Regions from separate parts of the Mus musculus genome. Here region 2 is linked to region 1. Evidence: chromatin loops called from intact Hi-C (ENCODE). Cell type or tissue: left cerebral cortex. All regions are shown on one strand. Each heading gives the region's core, and the rest is flanking DNA. Links, peaks and the distances in the headings are about the cores only.

The links. A loop is a pair of places that touch in the nucleus more often than their neighbours do. Peaks named below come from ENCODE experiments on the same cell type or tissue, not always from the same donor. Only the 100,000 strongest peaks of a DNase experiment are listed, where the experiment ranks them.
Region 2: a loop joins it to region 1, with 3 times the contacts of the local background. A loop is called at or near these places in 4 of 42 quality-filtered maps.

What each region holds. Positions count from the first base shown.
Region 1 is chrX:160,760,849-160,772,614 of GRCm38, forward strand. n-TVtac3 (a tRNA gene) reads left to right here and starts at 5,262; the gene lies at 5,262-5,334. Rs1 (retinoschisis (X-linked, juvenile) 1 (human)) reads left to right here and starts at 7,165. Exons shown (of 6, transcript NM_011302.3): 1 at 7,165-7,389. The coding sequence starts at 7,338. In left cerebral cortex, for the core only: a CTCF peak has its summit at 5,157; a DNase peak (open chromatin) is centred at 5,253; H3K4me3 peaks cover 1,257 bases.
Region 2 is chrX:161,024,116-161,035,881 of GRCm38, forward strand. No RefSeq gene overlaps it. Among named protein-coding and RNA genes, the nearest start is that of Cdkl5, 35 kb to the left of the region's middle. In left cerebral cortex, for the core only: a CTCF peak has its summit at 6,339 (motif pointing left); a DNase peak (open chromatin) is centred at 6,307.

The DNA of each region.
Region 1 (11,766 bases), core at 3,853-6,352:
TCATCAACTGGGGACTAAGCATTCAGTCATATGAGCCCATGGGAACCCTTCTCATTCAAACCACCACAGGGAGGTGGCCAAAAGTGGTAATAATAATATAATAATAATATAAAATCACTGAGCCTAGGTGTATGTTTTTCTCGGGCCAGAGGCAGAGCATTGAGTTGAATTGAAGCCCCTGTGCTTTTGCCAACGAGTATAAGGAAGCATCCCACCTCTGATCTCAACATTCTGGGGGCAGAGGCAGGTGTATCAAGCAAGTTCGAGGCCAGCCTGCTTTTCATGTCAAGTTTCAGGCCAGCCACAGCTTCACAGTGGGACCCTGTCTAGAAAAATAAAAACAGACAGGCACGGTGGTACATGCCTTTAATCCCAGTGCTCAGAGTCAGAGTCAGAGTCAGAGTCAGCTGATCTCTGAGTTCAAGGCCACCTGGTCTACATAGCAAGTTTCAGGCCAGCCAAGTTACATAGAGAAACCTAGTCTCAAACCACTAATGAAATCACACACACACACACACACACACACACACACACACACACACACACACACACACACACCTGGAAGCAATGAAGCAGACAAGAAGTAATAAAAATGGCTACAGATTCTGAGTTGAATTAGAAGGCACTGTGGAATTAGAAGGGACTGTAGAAAGACAGACTTAAAAGCCACAAGTGGGGTTCCATGTATTACAGAAGGTGTTTCAAAGTGATTTGAACATGATGACCTAGAAGAGGTAAGGTAAGCTCTGACATGCTGTAGCAGTAATTTGCTTCTGCAACTGAATTCTTAGTTTTCGCCAAGGACAGGGCGAGGTAGTCTGCCAAGGCAATAAGATAAACTACACACTCTAACTAGGGGTAGGGTTCATTAAATGAAATTGCTTTCCATCAGTAAAGCCCAAGACTGCAAAAGCAACAGAAAGCATCTGAGAAATCAGGGAACTCAAAACCTCTAAGATGATTTCTAGCCTTCTTTATATATATATATATATATATATATATATATATATATATATATAATACATATATATTCCTATCGTTGTTCAGATGCAAAAAGAAATATGAAAATATGTGCATCCACTTTTGAACAGAGAAAATAGACAAGAGGCCAAGCCACTCTTAGAAGAACAACTTGTATCTTTATGGACATGAGCCTTGCAAGTCTCTTAAGCAGCAGCAGCGTGAGTTCCAGCCCAGTCCTAATACTCATCAGCTGCAAGGTCATGGGCAACGTACCTAGCTTTCATTCCTTCAACTTAAAAATGTCAACAAGAAGATTCCCTATCTTGAGGTCCTTGGACTGAGAGAGAGAGCTCTAAAAGAAAAGCTAGCCAAATGTCAGAAATCAAAATAAGTATGAACTGTCAGATGTTTGTCCTTGAAGAATCTATGGTTATGATCACCAACTTCTTTCTTCTTAGTGAATAAATCATCAGAAACATAATGAAAAGACAAAAAAAATGGAGATGGTGATGTATGGCTACCTTACAGTGAGTGCTCTTACCCAGGAATGAAGGTGAGAGTGAGCTATCTTGTACTTTCTAATATATGGTCTAGTCATTGTGACCATGTTTTAAGAGAGACTTGGAGAGTCTTCCTTTCTTAATGAAGAAAAGGAAGAGAAATCTCTGTTGCATGCATTACTGGAGCCCCACCTCATTTCTACATGAAGTGTAAATGTAGGGCCTTGGCTAAAACTTAAACTGGGCAAATGACCCTTTCAGCCAAGGGCTGATTGGAAATCTGTAGGGAAAGCAAAGCATTCCCTAGAGACAAAGACCAAAGCTCAACTAACTGGTAGGTATAATTTTAGGGTCAATTCTTTTTTGTTTGTTTGTTTGGTTTTTTTTGTTGTTGTTGTTTGTTTGTTTGTTTGTTTTTTGGTTTTCTGAGACAGGGTTTCTCTGTGTAGCCCTGCCTGTCCTGGAACTCACTTTGTAGTCCAGGCTCGCCTCAAACTCAGAAATCTGCCTACCTCTGCCTCCCAAGTGCTGGGATTAAAGGCGTGCACTACCATGCACAGCTCTTTAACTTTTTTTTCTCCTGAGACACGGTTTCTCTGTGTAGCCCTGGCTGTCCTGGAACTCACTGTGTAGACCAGGCCAGCCTTGAACTCAGAAATCCGCCTTAGGGTCAATTCTTGACTATCTTTTTTTTAAATTGGATATTTTCTTTATTTATATTTCAAATGTTATCCCCTTTCCTGTTTCCCCCCTCCCTCTGCTTCTATGAGGGTGTTCCTCCACCCACCCACCCACCCACCTACTCCTACCTTCCTTCCCTCGATTCCCCTACACTGGGGCATCTATGGAGCCTTCACAGGACCAAGGGCCTCTCCTCCCATTGATGCCCAACAAGGCCATCCTTTGCTACATATGCAGCTGGAGCCATGGGACCCTCCATGTGTACTCCTTGGTTGGTGGCTTAGTCCTTGGGAGCTAACTCCTGGTTGGTTGATATTGTTGTTCTTCCTATGGGGTTGCAAACCCCTCCAGCTCCTTCAGTCCTTTCTCTAACTCCTCCATTGGGAATCCTGCAATCAGTCCAATGGATGGCTGAGAGCATCCCCTCTATATTTGTAAGGCTCTGGCAGGCCCTCTCAGGAGACAGCTATATCAGGCTCCTTTCAGCAAGCAATTGTTGGCATCCACAATAGTGTCAGGTATTGGTGACTGTATATGGGCTTCTTGACTGTCCTATTTTGAATTAATAGACCGTTTGGAAATAGGTGGGTGTCTTAGTCAGGGTTTCTATTCCTGCACAAACATCATGACCAAGAAGCAAGTTGGGGAGGAAAGAGTTTATTTGGCTTATACTTTTATACTGCTGTTTATCACCAAAGGAAGTCAGGACTGGAACTCAAGCAGGCCAGGGAGCAGGAGCTGATGCAGAGGCCATGGAGGGATGTTCTTTACTGGCTTGCCTCACCTGGCTTGCTCAGCCTGCTCTCTTATAGAACCCAAGACTACCAGCCCAAAGATGGTCCCACCCACAAGGGGCCTTTCCCCCTTGATCACTAATTGAGAAAATGCCTTACAGTTGGATCTCATGGAGGCATTTCCTCAACTGAAGCTCCTTTCTCTGTGGTAACTCCAGCTGTGTCAAGTTGACACAAAACTAGCCAGTACAGTGGGTTATAGCCACTGGAGAGTAGGAAACACGGCTTTTGTGAATTCATTCTTACTGATGGCTAGCTACTCAAGACTATTTCATAGCTAACAAATTAGGCAAAGTACTCCAAAGGCTTCTAAAAAAACATATCAAGGAAACAGCAGGCTGGAGCTGAGGCTGGTAGCTCAGTTGGAAGAATGTTTGCCTATTGTACTTAAAGCCCTGGGTTTCATCTCCAAATCTCATAAAGCTGCACAAGGTGGCATGTTCCTGGAATCATAGAGCTCAGAAGGTAGAGGCAAGAGGATTTGAAGTCCTTCTTGCCTACACAGTCAGTTTGAAGGCAGTCTGGACTACATAAAATCTGCTCTTATAAACCAACAATGAAAAATTTCAGATAATATCACTAACTGTAAGCTTGTTTTTAAGTAGGCCTATAAAGAAACAAAAACTAACAACTGCCTTCATTTTTATGAACCTAACATTCAGACCCAGAGAAAAGAGAGATAGATGTCTAGTCCACCCCTTATATTTTAGGAAAGAGATGGGAGTTAGCATGTTGAATGGAATAGCTTGAGTGCATAACTGGTGAATAGCCATACCATGACTAAAATTTCACTTCCCTCCACATCTGTGTCCATGCCACCCTATCCCCAACCTACCCCATTTCTTCCCTCTGCATTATCAGAAAAACAGGGGTTGGTGGATGGATGTTATTTCTAACCAGTATCATATCTCCATTATTCTGCCAGCCTCAGAGGAAGATGCTAGGAAAAAGAACAACTACCACCCTAGGTCACCTCCTCTAGGATGGTTAAAGATGCCCCCAAATGGTTTTTAGTACGTTTTCGAGCTTGAGGGTGGTGAGCAGTCCTAAGGATGGTGATAAAGACCCATCCAGAAGCCCCAGGGAAGGCAAACTAACACAATAAAAAGAGAGAAACCCACCTGAGAGCCTTTGGTAACAGAAAGTCCTCACAGCCTTGCCTTCCTTGAAGCAGGGTCAAGCCGCTGGGTGTAAGGCTCTGTGGCCACCGTTTGAATTCTTCATAGCCTACCAAACCAAACACAGGACAATCACTTTCATTCCGCACCAGGCCTCTCAAGTTAAGTGACAAAGCTGGTGCTATTTCCTCTGTGACAACCAGGAAGAGCTGACCTGTATACAACCACTACTTAGTCTAGCCCTAGACCATAGTAAAAGAAGATATTGCATTAACATGACACGGGGTTTCTACCTGCCACAGACCCTTTATGTTCTTGGATGAAAGATATACATAGCCTCATGTTTTTAACTATGTCAGGAGAGGAGAAAGGAGAGCCGCCATAGGTTAACTAAGCCATAAAAACATGATCAGATAGGCTGGCCAATTGGAGCCAAGAACAGCATAGATGAAACATAGTAAACAATAAGCAATAATTCGTTATTATTCGTTATTATCGGTGTTATCGATAAGGAAATAGATTCTAACAACATGAAGGGTAGGCAGTTGCCCAGCTATTGTGCTGCCTAAGGCATATTTAAAAAATACAAGGCTGTGTGTGTGTGTGTGTGTGTGTGTGTGTGTGTGTTTCATCCGAGAACATAAATGGTCTAAGGCGGAAAAAAAAACACGCCTAGATTATTTAAATTTTTTTTTTTTACTACACTAGATAAATGGGACAGAAGGAAAAGCCCTGAGAATTTTATCCCCTTGGTGACTTCAGGGAGGGAACAATGTTGGGAAAGGCGAGAGGAGAGTGAGAGGGCTGCAGCCTTGGACCATTTCCAACCCTGCCAAAGCAGATGCCCTCATACCTTCTGCCAGAGTAAGGCAGTCCAGTCCCTGTAAGTGTGGGAAGGAAGGCACAGCTGAGGGATGTGCCAGAGGCAGCGGTTAAACTGTAACCGGCCTGGGGTAAACTCTAACGGCCTGGCCGCTGCTGGGGGAAAGTTTGGAGTCACGAACTTAGAGGGACCCGGGCACCGGCTCAACCACGGCTTCGGGTAGAGTACCTGAAGAACTCCTGAACCCCGGCTCAAAATTCAGCTTTAAACTCCCCGCCTCTGAGAAGGGGCGGGGCCACGGCAGAGGGCAGGATTTCCCGCGGAGACGCTGAGTCTGTTGCGCACTCTCAAAAGGCCGAATAGTCATACCACCCTTCGTGGTGGTTCCATAGTGTAGCGGTTATCACGTCTGCTTTACACGCAGAAGGTCCTGGGTTCGAGCCCCAGTGGAACCATAGCTGCAAAGCCAGCTGACATTTTTTCCCCAAAAGTATCTTAGATAAAAAACCGGAAAACTTTTATTTTTTGTTTTTTCTACCTACATTTTTCCCTAACATCTTTATATCTCAGAGACGAAACCACAGACACCTCGTCTCCACCAAGGTCCCAGCCGTTGTCACCAGAACTCCCAGAGTGGAAGCAGAGCGATTCAGAGCCTTAGCCGCTGTTTACCCCACTTCGAGAAGCTCCACTATACTTTACCAGGAGCGGCCCGCAGCAGCCCCTTCGAGGACAAGCTGATCCCCTGAACTTCCCACGAAAGTACGTCAACGTAGCCATGCTTTAACTGAAGCTGCCGTTTTAAAAAGTTGATTGTGATTAAAGATTAAAAACACCTTATTCAACTCTTTAATATCTTATTCGACTCTAAAATGCAGAACAAGAACAAAAGCATAGTTCTTTTCCTTTCAGTGTAGTTGGAGGGTTAATGAAGGAAGAATTTATATATAGTTTAGAATACATGGCGTGCTTTTAAATTTATTAATTAAATGTAGTCCTTGACAATTTCATACTTGTATATAGTTCATCCCCGATTACTCTCGCTCCCTACTCATGCCAGGCTTTACAAACACATCCAGTACGTGCTGGCTGATAACTAAATGTTTCTCTAGTTCGTTTTAGTTGTTGTTCACATTATTACAATTTTGTTCAGGGAAGAGAATTTCTTGGGAGGAGGAGTGAAGAGATGTATTTATCTTTCACAAGAAGAATGAGCAAAAGGTTTTGGGGGGGTCCTCAGGGTCAAGGGTGAGATGGTGGGAACAGAGAACTAACCGGGGAATGAGAAACTAGATTTTTTTTTCTTGGTTTGGAATGAAAAACTAATTTATTTTTCTTGGCTTCTTCCCCGACCCCAGCCCTCTCCCCCCACCTCCACTGACACCTCCACCCCCGTTTTGCTTATGCAGCATATAAATATACATCATTTGTAACTAAAAAAAATACAAATAAAATGTGATTTTTCCTATTAACAATCAATTTACTCTTTTTAAAACTTCAGCTATCCAAATGCACAGTTCGGTACTGTAAATACACTCATGTTGCTGTGGACACATTTCCAGATTTTTTTTCTTGCAAAACTGAAACTCGACGTCCAATGACCCCATTCATCCCATCAACTTTATTTTTAATGTCCATGTAATGATAGCAGAGTATGCCAGACATTGACATAAGTACTTTTTTTTTAAATGAAGGGAATCAAATGTGAGACACACACACTCTATCTCAAAGCAAGTTTCTCCATCTTGAGCTACACCTCTAGACTTACTATGTGTTTTGCAGTACCATGCCATTTCAATCTCAACAAAATTCTATGAAGTAAACATGATTATCATTGTTTTACAGTCAGAAAATTTGCCTAGAGTTGGCCCCATTGCAAGCAGTATGTTTCTTCCCTGATGACCTCTGGAATCTGCTCACTTAGCCAGCTCCCTAACATTGGACATTCTGATTGTTTCTGTGTTGTCATTATCATAAGTAACGTGAACACTGCACATTCTTCCATATAACTGAGCCACCACTACCAAAGTCAATGTTTTCCAGAGCAGGCAGATGTCAACATGACAAGTTCTTCTGGGAGAAAACACTCTGTTGTACCATTCCCCTACAAATAGAGGTTATTTACTCAGCAGGAACCTGTTCAAGGTCACTCCCTAGGAAATGATGTCGGAGAAAGAATTAGGGGCCCACATCTTCCAACTCTACTTTCTATTTCATCCTATTACTCGCCTTACAGTTAAAGATGGTAGAACATCAGCACCTCCCTTGCTAAACCAACCTATGTCAACAATACCTCCCCAGACTGCTTGTTGAGGCAGGGGACTATGTGGCTTAATTGGATGGGGGCTGAGTGAAAGACCTAAGAACTAAATGAAATAAGATGCTTAAGTTAATCGCCTGCTCCTATGCCAGCTCTCCACTTCACTTAGATCTTGCTGTGACCAAGGACAAGGAGAAAATGCCACACAAGATTGAAGGCTTCTTCTTGTTACTTCTCTTTGGCTATGAAGGTATGTACTATTCTACTATTGGCATTTATTAATGTATTTAATAATGTGATTTAATATAGAAATATATAGAAAATAGTTGATAAATAGAAATGCAACCTGAGTAATAAAAATTGTTGGATGACAACATGCCAATTAGTTCACAGGTTATTAATTTAAAAGGTCACTGTTGTGTGGCTCTTTGTCACTGTCTTGCTCCTGGCTTCCTGGTTTCATGAGGAACCTTCTAAAGTTCAAATGATATTGAAACTCAACAGAAAGAAGGAAGGGCCTCAGAGTTTCTATAAAAACAACTTTAAATTGCAACAATTAATGAGAAGTCATGTTTCTTGGAAATTTTAGGAGGCAAAGTTGAAGCAATTGTAGAATTTAATATTGTAAGCCGGACTATTACTGAGGGTTAAGGATGAAGCTATTAATAGCTCTGCTGGGACAAGTGTAAATGAGGACTGTCCCAGGCAAATCAGGACAAAGGGTCACCCTAGTTTAAATATGGATTAGCATAAGGCCAAGCACCACTGCAGTCTAATAGAAGTCTAATAAAATAATCCAAAGAAAGTCAATAAACCCTAAAGACTCAATATATTCCATCACTTTTAAACTTCTAAATGTGGCCCTGGCAGGCATAATATGCTTAAATAAGGACAGATTAAAGCTAAATCTCTAAAATGTCAATCAAATAAACTTTAAATCTCTTTCCATCTTAGACATAATACTCTCTCATGCCTCTCTTACCTCTCTAGTGCCCATCAATTCAGAATTCCTTTTAAAGTTTATACTTTCAAATATTAAAAATTGGTTGAAGGGTTGGGGATGTGGCTCAGTGGTACAGCCCCTGCCCAGCCTTCATGAGTCCCTGAGTTAAATTCCCAGAAGCAGTATAAGACAAACAAACAAAAACCTTACTTCATCCATTTTCTGGCATAGCTACACATACCTGCAATCCTAGTTCTGGACAAATTCAAGCAGGAGCATTCAATGCCAACCTCAGCTACTTAGGTTTGGGCTATCTGAGACCCTGTCTTAACATTGGGGGAGAGCCTAGGCTAGGCTGAGCTATACAGTAAGCCTCTGTCTGGGAAGGAGGGAAAAAGGAAGGAAAGACATTGGTTGAATGACTTGTGGGTGACACTGTATGTTTAGAGTGTTCAGGGAAAAGGAGGCCTCTCTGCTCTGCAAATGACCTGCCACTCAGATAAGACGAATACACACAAGAGTCAGAATTCCTCTGTTTCTTCTATATTCATGAACCAGCAGTCTTGTGTCTTTTATTATCTAATAATATTTCTAGTGTCTGGAAAGCCTTGTGAAAATAAAATCTCAAGGTCATACGGCAAACACAAAGAAACAGGTTTTTTTTTCTTTTTTTTCTTTTTTTTTTTTTATACATATTTGTTTTATTTATTTATTTATTATATGTACGTACACTGTAGCTGTCTTCAGACACTCCAGAAGAGGGCATCAGATCTCGTTACGGATGGTTGTGAGCCACCATGTGGTTGCTGGGATTTGAACTTCAGACCTTCGGAAGAGCAGTCGGGTGCTCTTACCCACTGAGCCATCTCACCAGCCCCAGGTTTTTTTTTTCTTAGTTGTTATTATTATTGTTATTCTTTTGAGACAGGATCCCACACTGAAACTCAGGCTAGCCTTCAATTTCCTATGGATTTGACCTCATAGCAGTCAGCCAGTTTCCACCTTCTGAGTGCTAAGATTTCAAGCCTGAGCCACCACACCCAATTCCTAAGATATGTTTTTAAGCAAGGTTATTGGCATTACACCTTAACCCTTTGCAATGACGTGTCAGGAATTTGCACCTTTTTTTTTTTTCCAGTTGTCAGGCCTGGCAATGGAGCCCAGGGCCCTGTGCTTGCTAAACGATGGCTCTACCCCTAAGTTATATATACCCAGCTTATCCCAGGATCTTTCTCAGACTTTCTGATGTTTGCTATCGATGTTGCTTCTCTTTGGTTCCTTGCTCTTTTCTCACAAAAAGATCTAAGCAAGAACCCTTGTCTGGAGTCAGAGAGATAGCTTAGTCTGGAAAGTGCTTATAGCTTACACACAGAAACTTGAGTTCGATCCCCAGAACTTTTCTTGTTTAAAAAACAAACAAACAAACAAACAAAAACTAGGCATGACAGCTGGAGAGGTGGCTTCGCAATTAACAGCACTTGTTAAAGAGGACCTCAGCTTGGTTCCCAGGGCTCTATAACTCCAGTTCCAGGGCCTCAGACAGCCTCCTGTAGCCTCTTCATGCATCAGACATGGTCCATATGCATGCAGGTCAAACACTCATACACATTAAATGAAAAATAAAAGTCTAAAAAAAGGTCAAACATAGTGATGCATGCTATAATCCCAGTGCTAGGGAGGCAAATGTCTGGACCTTGTCGGTCGGCCAGTCAGTCAGCCAGCCAGTCAGTCTAGCCTAGCATAGCCTACTAGGTGTGCTCCAGCCCAATGAGAGACCTTGTCTCTAAAAAAAAGGGTAGAAAGAAAAGACAAAATGGATGTCTCCTGAGGAATGATACCCACGGATACCCACAATTGTCCTCTGGTCTCCGTGTGCAATACAAACCCATGTCTGAATATTTGCAACAGGGTAAACATTAGAGTTTGATGTTCAGAATTAGACTAGATTCCCTCATCTAGTAAAGCTGTGCTTTGGCCCTCCCATCTGTCTTATTTTTCTACTGGTGTGCTAAGGCACCATGACCAAGGCAACTTAGAGAAGAAGAAACAGTTTATTGAGGGTTTATAGTTATAGAGGGTAAGGCAAGGACTTGGTAGCAGGCAGGCAGGCAGGCATGGTACTGGTGTAGTAGCTGGGAGCTTGTATCTTGAGACACGGTTACAAAGCTGAGAGATAGCTAAGTGGGCCTGGTGTGAGCTTTTGAAACCTCAAAGCTGTCCCCAGTGAAATGCCTCCATCAACAAGGCCACACCTAACCCTTCCCAAACAGTTCTACCAACTGGGAACCAAGCATTCATATGAGCCTCAGGGGAGCAGTCTCATTCAAGTAAGTACTCAGTACACTGCCCCATGGGCAGAAGTCCTCTAAACGGTTACTAATGTGTGTGTGTATATCCCTCACCATACTTAGAAGGAAACAAGCCATCCCAAAATGGATAGCATGACTCAGAAAGTTCCTGTGTACTTCACCCAGAGCAAATGTGGATACGGTGGGAAACAGAGGACAGTGATAGGACACAAAGGCTGTGCTGTCTCAGTTTCTAGTTCAGATGGAGACATAAACCAACACACATAGGAAAGATACACTCCACTGGACAGTGGGAGCCCATGCACAAAGGTTCTTTGGCTCATTTAGTCTATGCTGTTTCTATTCTTCGATGACAGCAGTTTCTTATTATTGGGAAATAAGATCAGTAGATGAGCTTTGTTTCTGCCCTGGGTGAGAGTTTATTTAGGAACACACATGTGATCACACTAAGACAACCACTGATGGCCTAGAACAAAGTCAGAGCACTGTGCGTTGTGGATCTTAGGCCATTCATGATGATTAAAGCATCCATCCTATTAAAATGTGTTAGTCCATTTTTGGGGTTATGTTTACTATACAAAGGTGGAAGGGGTTATCTGGCCCCATCTTACAGGTAACTGTGTCCCTTTTGTGGATATAAAAACCATCAGATACTGCAATTTTATTTTTGTAAAAAGCAACTGTTTTTTTTTAAGACTTATTTTATTTTTGATTATGTGTCTGAGGGAGCAGTATGCACATCTGCATGCAGGTGCCTGTGGAAGCCTGTGGAGACATCAGATCACCTGAAGCTGGAGTTTCAGGCAGTTTTATGCCACCAGACACTGGTGCTGAGAATAGAGTCTCCTGCAAAAGCAGTATATTTTATTAATCTGTGAGCCATCTCTCCAGCCAAAAGCAACCTTTAAAAGCTGTGGTTTATGTGCCATTTAATTCATCCACTTAGAGGGTACACTTCAATAGTTTTTTTTAAAAATATGCTTACAGATCTGTGGGCACATATGATCCAATTTTAGAACCCTTTTAGCACTACAGATATTAAATACTTACTCCCTATTCTCCCCAGCCCCCAGCTCCAGTCCCTGGCATCCACAAATCCCCTTCCTGCCATCTATAGATTCACCTCTTCTAGACTTTACACTGAAATGGTATTACACAACATGTGGTCTTTTGTCTTTTGCTTGCCGTGTGTCTGTGAGGTTCATCTGTGTTGAGCATGAAAGGATAACAGATTTACCCATGAATATGCCTGTCGCCTAAAATAGCAACACTTTCACACTAGAAGCAATTTCCTTCTTTCTTCTTCCCAAGAGGGACATTATTGCAGCCTGCTAGTTTTCTCCTGTGTCTTTTTTCGTGTTTCTCAAGTAGATGA
Region 2 (11,766 bases), core at 5,252-7,751, 260 kb after region 1:
GCTCTTAATCACTGAGCCATCTCTCCAGCCCTAGATAGTTGTCTTAAACTTCCTCTGCCTCCCAACTGTGTACAGCTCCAGCTGTGTACTCCATCCGTGTCCAGTTCCTGTGATTTATGCAGTGCTGGGAGCTGAAGCTGAGCTTTATTTATGCTCAGCAAGCAGTGTGCTGCCAACTGTGCTCCATCCTCTACTCAAATGCACCTCTAACCTCAGAGCGACTTGCCAGTTTAAAGGCTATTGTCCTTAAGAACGTCACTGTTCTCTGAAACTTTGGATCCCTCCTTTATTTCTTTTAGTCCTTTGGATGTAACAGTTGTTGAATTTTGCTACCAATTTCCTGGTTTTTTATTTTTATTTTTTTCATTTCTTCTCTTATTTGCAGTTCTAGAGCCTTGGTCTTCTTTAGACTGTTACCTCCATGTGTCTTCCAACAAAGGCTTTGGTCTCTGAACGTTTCTTCCATCTCTAGTTCTCTCTCTTCTTCAGTCTTTCAAGTGTGGAGTTGCCAAGTGAATCTGCCTACATCACAGATTGGATCGTGCCACTGCCTAGCTATGAAAAGCTTTATGACTGCCCACACTCTACAAAGAAAGATGCAGGCTCTTCATGGGACTCTGAGGGACTTTCAAGGGATAATTTTTGCCCAGTAGACCAAGGCATGTGCCAGAATAAGCTTGGATGGTGGTTGGGGAAGGGTGTTTCAGTTTTTATGGATTCCTGATCCAACTTTTTCTCCATCCTTAGCCATTTCTGTAGACCCTCAAATACTCTGCTGAGCATTTAGGGTCCTGCACTGTGGATTTTATTGTGTTTCACATTTGTTTATGTATAGAATGCTAAACCTCTTCCACAGCCACTATGCAAGTTCTAGCCAGCTTTCAAGACCCTCTTCCATCCCCACTCTTCTTTGAGTCTTTCTCAGCTCTCTATCCCAGGGTTCCCTCCCTCTTCTGGATCTGAATGTCTTTATAGATTGCTTATCTATCTATCTATCTATCTATCTATCTATCTATCTATCTATCTATCTATCTATCTCCAGGTGTTGAACACAGGGCTTCACAAATGCTAGCCAATTATTCTAGTACTGAGTTTTAGCCATCAGCCCACTTTTAACTTTTTATTTTAAATCAGGGCTTCAGTAACTTGCCCAGGCTGGCATCCTACTCACTCTGTAACCCAGGCTGGCTTTGAACCTGTGATTTTCTGCTCTGAGTTTTCTGAGAAACTTAGATTACAGGCCTGTACCATTAGGCCCAGTTTAACATGTTATGTATGTATGTATGTATGTATGTATGTACATATGTATATATTGGGGAGACAGAGAGAGAGAGAGAATGTAGATGTAGAGGCCATATTTCAGCCCTTGTGTGTCATTCCCCAGGAGCCATTCATCCCTATTTATTTTGAGAAAGGGTCAGTAACTGAGACTTGGGACTCTCCGATTACATGAGGTTGATCAATAAGCCCCAACTATTGGCTCAGATATTTGCTGACACAATCAGCATTTTTATGTGTGTTCTGAGGATTGAATTCGGATCCCTATGCTTGTGATGCAACCACTCTAATGACTGAGCTAGCTCCCCAGGTCCTAATGTGGGGTTTGTTGAAAATGCGTGAGTGATAAAAAGGTTTCTAAGTGGGCAATGGCTAACACTTAAGCTCAAGTCAAAAGCATAATGAATCTGAGGTGACCTTGGCAGTCCTTGAAGAAATTGCATGATGTTCCTGAAGACTTGGTTCTAAAAGAACTACATGCACACTTTGTACTGCACATGCCATTATGACACACAGCATCAATAAACCTGCCTAAAATATCTTGGCTCAGACTCCAAGTTGTTGAATGTTATACAGTTATTACCGTATACACAAACTTTTCTACTTTTATTTTTTAAAAACCCCATTATTTGCAGAAAAGAGAGACTTTCAGTATTTTCTATTGCCATTCTTCAACATTAAAGTATCAAATTAATCTATATTTGTACTACATTGTTAGAATGTTTGATTTTAAAAGTGCTATTTAATTTGCTGACTTGAGTTTAATAAAAATGAAATCATGGGCTGGCAAAATGGCTCAGCATGTAAAGGCACCTCTGCCTCTATAAGCCAAGGACCTGAGTTCAGTCCCTGGAAACCCACATAGTGGAGGAAGGAGGGAGCTGACTTCTGCCACTTGTCCTCTTTCATCCACCCATGCACCACGACACACATACACCAGATGCCATAGAGCCATAAGCAGGTCCCCAAAATAATAAGTGAAAATGCATCAAAAGTCTTTTTTGTTTGTTGATTTTTGGGGTGGTGGTGGTGGTGGTGGTGGTGGTAGTGGGGTCTTTCTTTCTTTCTTTCTTTCTTTCTTTCTTTCTTTCTTTCTTTTTTTTTTTGAGACAGGGTTTCTCTGTGTAGCCCTGGCTGTCCTAGAACTTACTCTGTAGACCAGGCTGGCCTAAAGCTCAGATATCTGCCTGTCTCTGCTTCCTGGATTAAAGGTGTACACCACCAGCACCCAGCTTAACAGTTTTTAAAAATCTTTAAGTGATTTTTACCTTGGTAGTAGGATAGAATTTCCAACATTTGAAATTATCCTAAGCACATTTCTGTAACCTTGTACTATGTATTTATATGAAGTAGCATTCTCCATATTAACAATTATAAAATCAAAATATCAGCCAACTCCAAAAAGTATAGAAGATATTCCATGTCCTACAGCATTAGCTATTCAGCCACAATTTAATTTTTATATAAAAATAAATATGCACATTCATCTGATTAGTATATAAATTTCCTTTCATCTTTGATAAATGATCAAAATTGTGTAGAGCCAAATATTTGCTTCAAAATACATTTATTTATGATATATAATCAGTGTTAGATTTGCATTTCTATTTTGTATAATTATACACCAGGAGGAGCATGAATATTTCGTGGATAAAAGGTACTGAGAATAAGAAAAATTCTAAGAAGTTCCACTCTAGTGTCATCACTAGATTTTGTCCTACTATGTAAAACTGTCTGTCAGTTTTCTCTACATTTCTGTATATCCAGTATATCTGTATATCAGATATATATGTACATGTACACACACACACACACACACACACACACACACACACACACACAAATTTGGCCACTTTGGCTACTGTCCTGTAAGCAGGGCAATCATGCAAGTCTTCCCGCAGTGACAGCCGGTCTGAACGCCACAAGTCACAGGAGCCTGGAAGTTGCAGTCTTTAGGAGTCAACTTCCTCCATGTGCCGGGGGTCTCTGGAGAAAGATAGGAAAAAGCAAATTAGATACTTTAGCTGAGGGCATAGAATAGCCAGAAGCTGGAAAGAACCCAGATGCCCCTCAACAGAGGAATGGATACAGAAAATGTGGTACATTTACACAATGGAGTACTACTCAGCTATTTAAAAAAACCCGATGAATTCATGAAACTCTTAGGCAAATGGATGGATCTGGAGGGTATCATCCTGAGTGAGGTAACTCAATCACAAAAGACCACACATGATATGCACTCACTGATAAGTGGCTATTAGCCCAGAAGTTCGGAATACCCAAGATTCAATTCACAAACCACATGAATCTCAAGAAGAAGGAAAACCACAGAGTGGATTCTTCAGATCAAAATACCCATGGGAGGAGATGCAGAGACAAAGTTTGGAGCAGAGACTGAAGGAAAGGCCATCCAGAGACTGCCCCACCTGGGGATCCATCCCATAAACAACCACCAAACCCAGACACTATTGTGGATGCCAACAAGTGCTTGCTGACAGGAACCTGATATAGCTGTCTCCTGAGAGGCTCTGCCAGTGCCTAGCAAACACAGAGGCAGATGCTCACAGCCATCCATTGGACAGAGCACAGGGTCCCCAGTGAAGGAGCTAGAGAAAGTACCCAAGGAGCTGATGGGGTCTGCAGCCCCCTAGGAGGAACAACAATATGAACTAACCAGTACCCCCAGAGCTCCCTGGGACTAAACCACCAACCAGAGAGTACACATGGTGGGACCCATGGCTCCAGCTGCATATGTAGCAGAGGATGGCCTTGTGGGTCATCAATGGGAGGAGAAGCCCTTGGTCCTGTAAAGGCTCTATGCCCCAGTGTAGGGGAATGCCAGGGTCAGGAAGCAGGAGTGGGTGGGTTGGGGAGCCAGGGGGAGGGGGATGGAATAGGGGGTTTTCAGAGAGGAAATGGGGGAAGGAGATAACACTTGAATTGTAAATAAAGAGATTATCTAATAAAAATTAAAAAAATAAAAAATGGCATTTAATTGCTTTCTGTGATGCTTTTATTTTCTTTCTCATAAAAATTTCTAACCAAAATTTGTCAGTTTTTATTATTTTAGTTAATTAGTGCGCACATGCGTGAGTGTGTGTGTGTGTGTGTGTGTGTGTGTGTTTTGTCCTGTTTTTAAACAAGGCCTCACTATGTAGTCCTGGATGATCTAGAACTCTTTATGCAGATCAGTCTGGCATCAGACTCACAGAAATCTACCTATCTCTCTGCCTACCAAGTGTTGGGATAAAAGGTATTTGAGACTATGCCCACCCTCCAAATTTCTAAGCCAAATTTAGTTAAATATTTCGTTTCTGTTAAAGTAGGAATTGGATCTAGGGCTGTCTGTCATTTTGGTGATATATACATACATATATGTGTGTATATATATATATACACACACACATCTATCTATATATCTATATATATCAATATATCTCACACCCTAAAGACTGTAACTTCCAGGCTCCTGTGACTTGTGGCATTCAGACCTGCTGTCATTGCGGGAAGACTTGCATGATTGCCCTGCTGACAGGACAGTAGCCAAAGTGACCAAATTTGAGTTTCACATAAACAGTAAATGATGTTTCAAGTATAAGTTTATTAGACACATTTATATTTAAATTTTCATTCAATGCTGATATGAAAGTCATGCCTCTAGCATGTCTTATCTTGGATGCTGTGATTTGGTTTATCTGTTGTTGTTGGGTTTTTTTTTTTGTTTTTGTTTTTTTGAGACAGGTTTTCATATAGCCTAGATTGGCTGTGAACTCATTGTTTGGTCAAAGCTGATTTTGAGCTCCCCATCTTCCTGCCTCTACTCTGGAGTGCTACTATGGTGAGGACACCATTCCTGGTTAGAATGTAAGTTTTACATGATAATTTGGTTTCATGCTAATGTATTTTTAAGACATGGTCTCTTTATATGGCCATGGCTAGCTTGACATTCACTACATAGCCCCCTGGCTGGCCTCAAACTTGTGTCAATACTTTTGCTTCTGCCTCTCAAGTTCTGGGTTTATAGTCATGTGCCACCATGCCCAGTTAGTTTTATGTTCTTTTCTTTTGTAATTTAATTTAAATTGATGTATATGGGTGATTGCCCTACATGTATGCTTGTGTACTACATATATGCCTGGTGCCCAGAAGAACGCATTTGATCCTCTTAAACTAGAGTTACAGATGGCTGTGAGCTACCATGTGGGTTCTGGGAATAAAACCTAGGTGTTCTAGAAGAGTCCAGTACTCTTGAATTCTGAATCATCTCTCCAGATCCTAGTTTCATTTTGTAAGATACTCCTCAATCTCGTTTTCAGCCATCAGTGACCTCTCTTGGGACAGTCAGTCAAGACCAAGGCTTGGCTGTGGGATGACAATGAAAAAACTGATTTTCTGAGACTCTAAGCAGCTATTCTAGAGGCATGTCTAGAGCAGCTTGAGGAATTTGTTCCAGTCTCAAACTCAGCATATCAGTGTTTCATCTTCAATTAATCCTAACTGTGGGAAATGCCTCTGAGCCTCTCAATGGAAAATTGCCTTTGAACCCAAGTGATTACCTGTCCAGAGCTCCCTCCTGGGATCCAGTACCTAGAGACTTTGCTTAAGATTGCATCCTAGGTTTATCCTCACCCCACATGGAGTATCATACTTGATCTCCTGGCAAGTTTTGCCTATTTGGGGACAGATTCTTGGCTGTCAGAGCATTCCAAAGCAAGGTTACAGATGATGTAAAATACAAGGGTACAGATGCCTGGAAAGGCACTAATGATGGTGAAATAGGTTGCTTTGGGGGAATCATTTTTGTTTTAAATAGGCGCTCAAAAGACCTTTCTGGCACTTAACAGAGGCAAATGCAACTTCCTCTCCTTCTGGAGAATTATTTGTTTTCTTCATTGATCCATGTTCCCAAGAGCTTATATCATTTTTCATCATCCAGGAGAATTCACTGGAGATGAGGATTTTTTAAAAAAGTCTAGATTGAGCTATTTCTCCAGCTTCTGCCAACACTGCCCAAACACAGCAAAACAGTGTTTAGTTGTTCCATAGTGCCATCTGCTGATAAAGCAGCAGGCATCTTCAAGTTTTTCAGTGTAGTTTACAAGGGTAATTGTTTCTTCCTTAAAGGGGAAAGAAACCATGTATTTCCTTGGTTAAGGTCAGATTTGTTTTGCATTTGTCTTACTTTGCTGATACAGAAGAATTCTGTTTTCATATAGCCACCAACCTTGCAAAAGGTATAAGACAAGCTGAGTGAGATTGCAAAGGCCTATAAATCCCAACACTGGGAAGGCAGAGTCAGAAGGATCAGGAGTTCAAGACCAGCCTAGGACAAACAAACAAACAAACAAACAAACGCAAAAACAGTCCCCACCAAAGAAAACCCAATGGAACTGGAGAGATAGCTCCACCATCAAGAGTGCTTGCTGGTCTTCCAGAGGATCTGAGTTTTATTCCTAGGACCCACATTGGATGGCCTACAACTGCTTATAACTCCAGTTCCATGGGATTTGATGCCTCCAAGGGTACCACACTCATGTGTTCTTTCTGTCTCTATCTCTCCTTTCCTCTCTCTCTCTTTCATATACACATACAAAATTAAAAAATTAAAATCTACATTTTTAGGCATGGGTGGCAGAAGGCCTGCATGGGCGAAGGAAGGCAGACCAGACCAACTTGGCTACCATCCCCTCCAAGATCCAGTGCTTTGAGTCTGCCTACCCCACATGTACTCCATCTCTCAGGTACTAGAGTATGTGTAGGAGCCAATCTTGTAGAACCAGGGGTAATTACTCAATAGGGCCTAGGCCCATTGGCTAGCCCCCAGGATGGAGATGCTGTGGCTGCAGCCCTTGCTGCTTGCCCCACTGGGAGGCAAAGAGCATGGGGCCGTGGTGCTACCTACAGGCTACAAATTACAAAGGTAGTAGAGCCCAGCAAGCCTTGGGGTGGCCGACATCAATTGGTAGCATCCTGGAGGTAGCATAGAGACTCCCCCAAGATGCCCTGCTTAGCCTCGGGATCACTCTGACTCTGGGTAACAAGAGGATATCTGAGATGAGTCACAGCAATGGTCCAGTATTTTATGGTATGTCAGAAGCCAAAGACCTTGAACCAGATCAATGACTCACAGCAATCAATGTTTGCATGTAAAGCTGTTTGGGTGAAAGGGTATACTGTGTGTCATACTGCAGTTTCCAATGACACTATGACAAGCAGGTATGAGATGGAGAGGTGGGAGAGATGGAGGAGCAGAGCAATATGCAGTAGAGAGAGGGAGGATTAAAGACTTAACAATGGTGGCAGGTGTTAGAGAAGGCTGTGGTGGACCAGGGAGCTTGTTGCTGAGTAGGGCAGTGTGTGTGTGTGTGTGTGTGTGTGTGTGTGTGTGTGTAGCAGCCTGAAGCTAGTGCAGACCCCTACACCTCAACATGCTGTTCAACTACATGATCTCCCTGACTTTGAGCAACAGCAGGATGTCCAAGATGAGGAACTGATCATTTTCTGGATTGGACTTCCTTGAAAGACCACCTCCAGAGGCCATGCTGGTATCCGTGGTCCATGCTATTGCCCCAGGCCAAGTTGAAACCTGAGGTTCATGTGGATACCAGTGGTCTGGACTACCAAAGGAGGCCAGGTTGATACCCATAGTCTACAGCAGGGGGCCAAGTTAGTGTCTATAGTTGTGATTTCTGCCTGAGGTCATGTTGAAGTCCTTGGTCCATCCTGCCCCTGAGGTGCTGGGGTCCATGGTTCTACTTCAAACAGGGATCTTGTTGATGTCCATGGCCTGTGCTGTGGGTGAGGGCTGTGTTGATGTCCAGAGTCTGTATTGCCACCAGAGACCATGCTGAGGTCTGTGGCACGTGCTGATCCCAGAGGCCATGTGAATGTCACAGTCCATGTTGTCACCAGAAATGATGTGGATGTCTATGACCTGGTGCTTCTGCTGCTTGTAAAGGGGAAGGAGGCTACTTTTGCAGTGGTATTGATGATGGCAGACTCACAGGTGAAAAATGGACATGAAAGGCTTCTGGGACAACCCCTTCCCCATCTCCTCCTCCTCCTCCTCCTCCTCCTCCTCCTCTTCCTCCAAAAATACCCCCAAAACAAAAAACAAAACAAAACAAAACAACAGCCTAGGCAGAAAGGGACTGAAAAGAACTCTTCAAATTGTGATAAGGATGCTAAAGTGTAGCTCTCAATAATTGATGGCTTCTGGTAGGGGGCAGCATTGTGCAAGTGGGGAAAGGCTCAGTTTTCTTTAAGGGGCTGGCGACTGAGATTTCGACCAATCTCCAGTGAGTATATGGGTAACACATATTGGGCTTGTGCTTTTTGTTTCAATTTTTCTTCCTTCCCTTTTTCTGGGGGGGGGGGAGTGGGGAGGTCACAAGGGTGGGAGGGTCTTGGAGGACTGGGAAGTGAATATTATTGGAGTAAGTTCTGTGAAATTCCCAAATAATCAACAAAAATATTATGTTGGAAATAAAACAGATTTCTGTGAGTTTGAGGTCATCCTGGCATACATAGTGAGTTCTAAGACAGCCTTTCTTTGAAAAAAATCATATTAAGGACAAAATGTAGTAACATAAAAATGTAACAAAGACTTTCAAATGTGCTTTATATAACAAAGTTCATATTTCTGGGAAGCCATATAATCTATCTATCTATCTATCTATCTATCTATCTATCTATCTATCTGTGTGTGTGTATACATATATTTTTTAAAAAATAAAGAAATAAAGGAAACAAACAGAAGTTTGACGACCCAAGTCCCATTTCTTGGACTCACAGGGTGGAAGGACAAAAACAAATTTCATAAATTGTTCTCTGACCTCTACACACATAATGTATCATGTATGTGCCCCTACACATGATGTGCAGGTATACACTAAAATAAATACATACATAAAGGAGTAATAATAAAAGCTTTAGATTACCTAAGATGGTATTGCCTATTGGGTCAACTCTGTCTCATGGGAGTTTAGGCCTGAGCTACCATATACCCAATAAGGCTTTATGTGATGTTGGTTTCCATGATACAAGGGCCACATTTAAATATTGACCAGAGGGAAAACTTACACACACTTGGGGCAGGGAACAGTTTGGGAGGGAAGAAAGGAAATCCTGTCTTCAACTTGTGCCAAAACACATTTCGCTCTGGTTGTCCTACAGTGCCATCTAGTGTCTAAAATAGGCAAATGTGCACATGCAAAAACTGGATTCAGTTTGTGGTACTCACTTGTAGTCTCCAACTCAGAGGGGTGGAGGTAGGATCAGAAGCTCAAGGTCATTCTTCAGTACATATCGAGCTGAGGTCAACCTGGTTTATATCAGGCCTTTTCTAAACAAACAAAGAAAGCCCAAGAACAGACTGAGTCCCTCCTGGCTCTGAGATGGTAGCGACACCAGGAACCCTAGGACTTTTTGGTAATCTGCTCTAGATGAATAAATAGTCTCCAAGTTCAGTGAGAGACCTTGTCTCAAAATACAAGATGGCAAGAGATTGATGGAGACATTGATGTGGTCCTCTTGTTTACACACATGAACACATGTGCACATGTACCAGCACATACCTCTACAGACATACAAGCATGTACACATACACACACAGGTGAGGGGATACATTTCTGGAGATCATGAATTTGGTGGCATATGCCTATAATCCCAGCCCTCAGGGATTCAGAGCCTAGATATTAAGTTCAAAGCTCAATGCCAGGGTGTCTGAAAAACAAACAAACAAACAAACAAACAAACTCCAAAAGAATAAAATTCTGCTTTAAAGTCATAGAATTTGTGATAACTAGTTACAGTTGTTTTTTTTTTAATGAATGTTATTATTATTTAGAAATCCTACCTACTGCTTCCCAGTCTGTGACACACAATACCAAAGATGTGGAGAGAAAAGTAATGGAGCAATCAGAGCTTTTCATTCCTCCTGACTTTTCTCAGCCCAAATATAGAAATCTTATACTGCATAACTGCAGGTACTTACTTTCTTCCTTGGCAAGCTAACAGGACAAGAGATCTTTCCAGGAAATTTGATGTAAAAGTTTTTCTAAAGTTATTAAATTATTAGGCGGCTGGAAAAATGTCTCAGTCAGTGATTGCCATGCAAGTGGGAGTTTGGATCTCCAGCTCCTAGGCAAATGCTGGACTGCCATTCAGATCCCCAAGGCAAGTGGACTAGATAGATGAGTTGAATTGGTGAGCTCTAGGTTTGAGAGAGACCCTATTTCAATAAAAATAAAAAAGGTAGAGACTGTTCAAGGAAAATGACTGATGTTAACCTCTGGTCTCTACATGCAGACTTACACAGAGGCACACATATCTGTGCATGCATACAGGCCCATACACATAAAAATATGTATCCAGGCATACACATAGTACACACTTAAACATACTATTATCATTATTGCGATTATTTCTTGAATTGCTTTTGAGCTAGGGTCTCACACATTAGCACAGACTGGCCTGAAGCTAATATGTGGATCAGACTAGCCTTCAACTTGTGCTGATCCTCTTGTCTCTGAAGACTGAGATTACAAGTCTGTCACTGTACATTGGGTTATTGTTGTTGTTGTTGTTATTGTTGTTATATCTGAAAAGTCTAATAGGGAAAAGCGTTTTTCTGAAGAAGGCAGCCCTGCTTCCTTCCTACCGATGAAGTGTTATTCCACGGTACCTATCCCCCCACCCCCGCCAAAGTAAAAACAATTTTCAACTACATTAGGACACTAATTTTGGGTCTCACATTCCTCTCAGAATGCTTCTTTGCCAACTTACTTTTTAATCACCTTCAATTTTGGGTAGATTGAGAACATTGCTAAGAAAATTGTCAATGGAATAAATACTCATCTAAAGTCATATATTTAAACCTCAGTTTCAAGATTCTATTTTGCACATGTAATTAAAGTGGATGATAGCCACTTGAATTCTCACTGGGTAGAGTCTCTACAGGCCTATTTCTTTTGTGGCTCCCATTTAAATTCTTCATTAATTACACATTCTATTTAATTATGACTCCTACTTCATGATTCTTCTCCTATTCTGTATTCCCGAATTTAAAATCAGACCCAGACAGTGATTTCTCTCTGTGTTCATACTACTTACATGTTCTGAGACTAGGACTCTAGACTACGCTGGATTGAAAAGCCTAGGTACACTTTGAATTTCTGATCCTCTTGTCTCTATAAATATGCAACATCATACCTGTGAGGTATCTAGTCTCTATGTTTTTCTTTGCTGTAGAAAATCGTGTTCGTATCTTGAAATTCATCTTGCCTGGAAAACATTTTTTAAAAACTGTATATTTTATAGTCTGTCTCTCTCTCCTCTCTCTCTCTCTCTCTCTCTCTGTGTGTGTGTGTGTGTGTGTGTGTGTGTGTGTGTGAGTGTGTTTGTGTGTTACATGTCATAGCACATTTGTGGAGGTCAGAGAACACCTCGGGAGAGTCAGTTCTTTCCTTCCACTGTGTGGATCTTGGA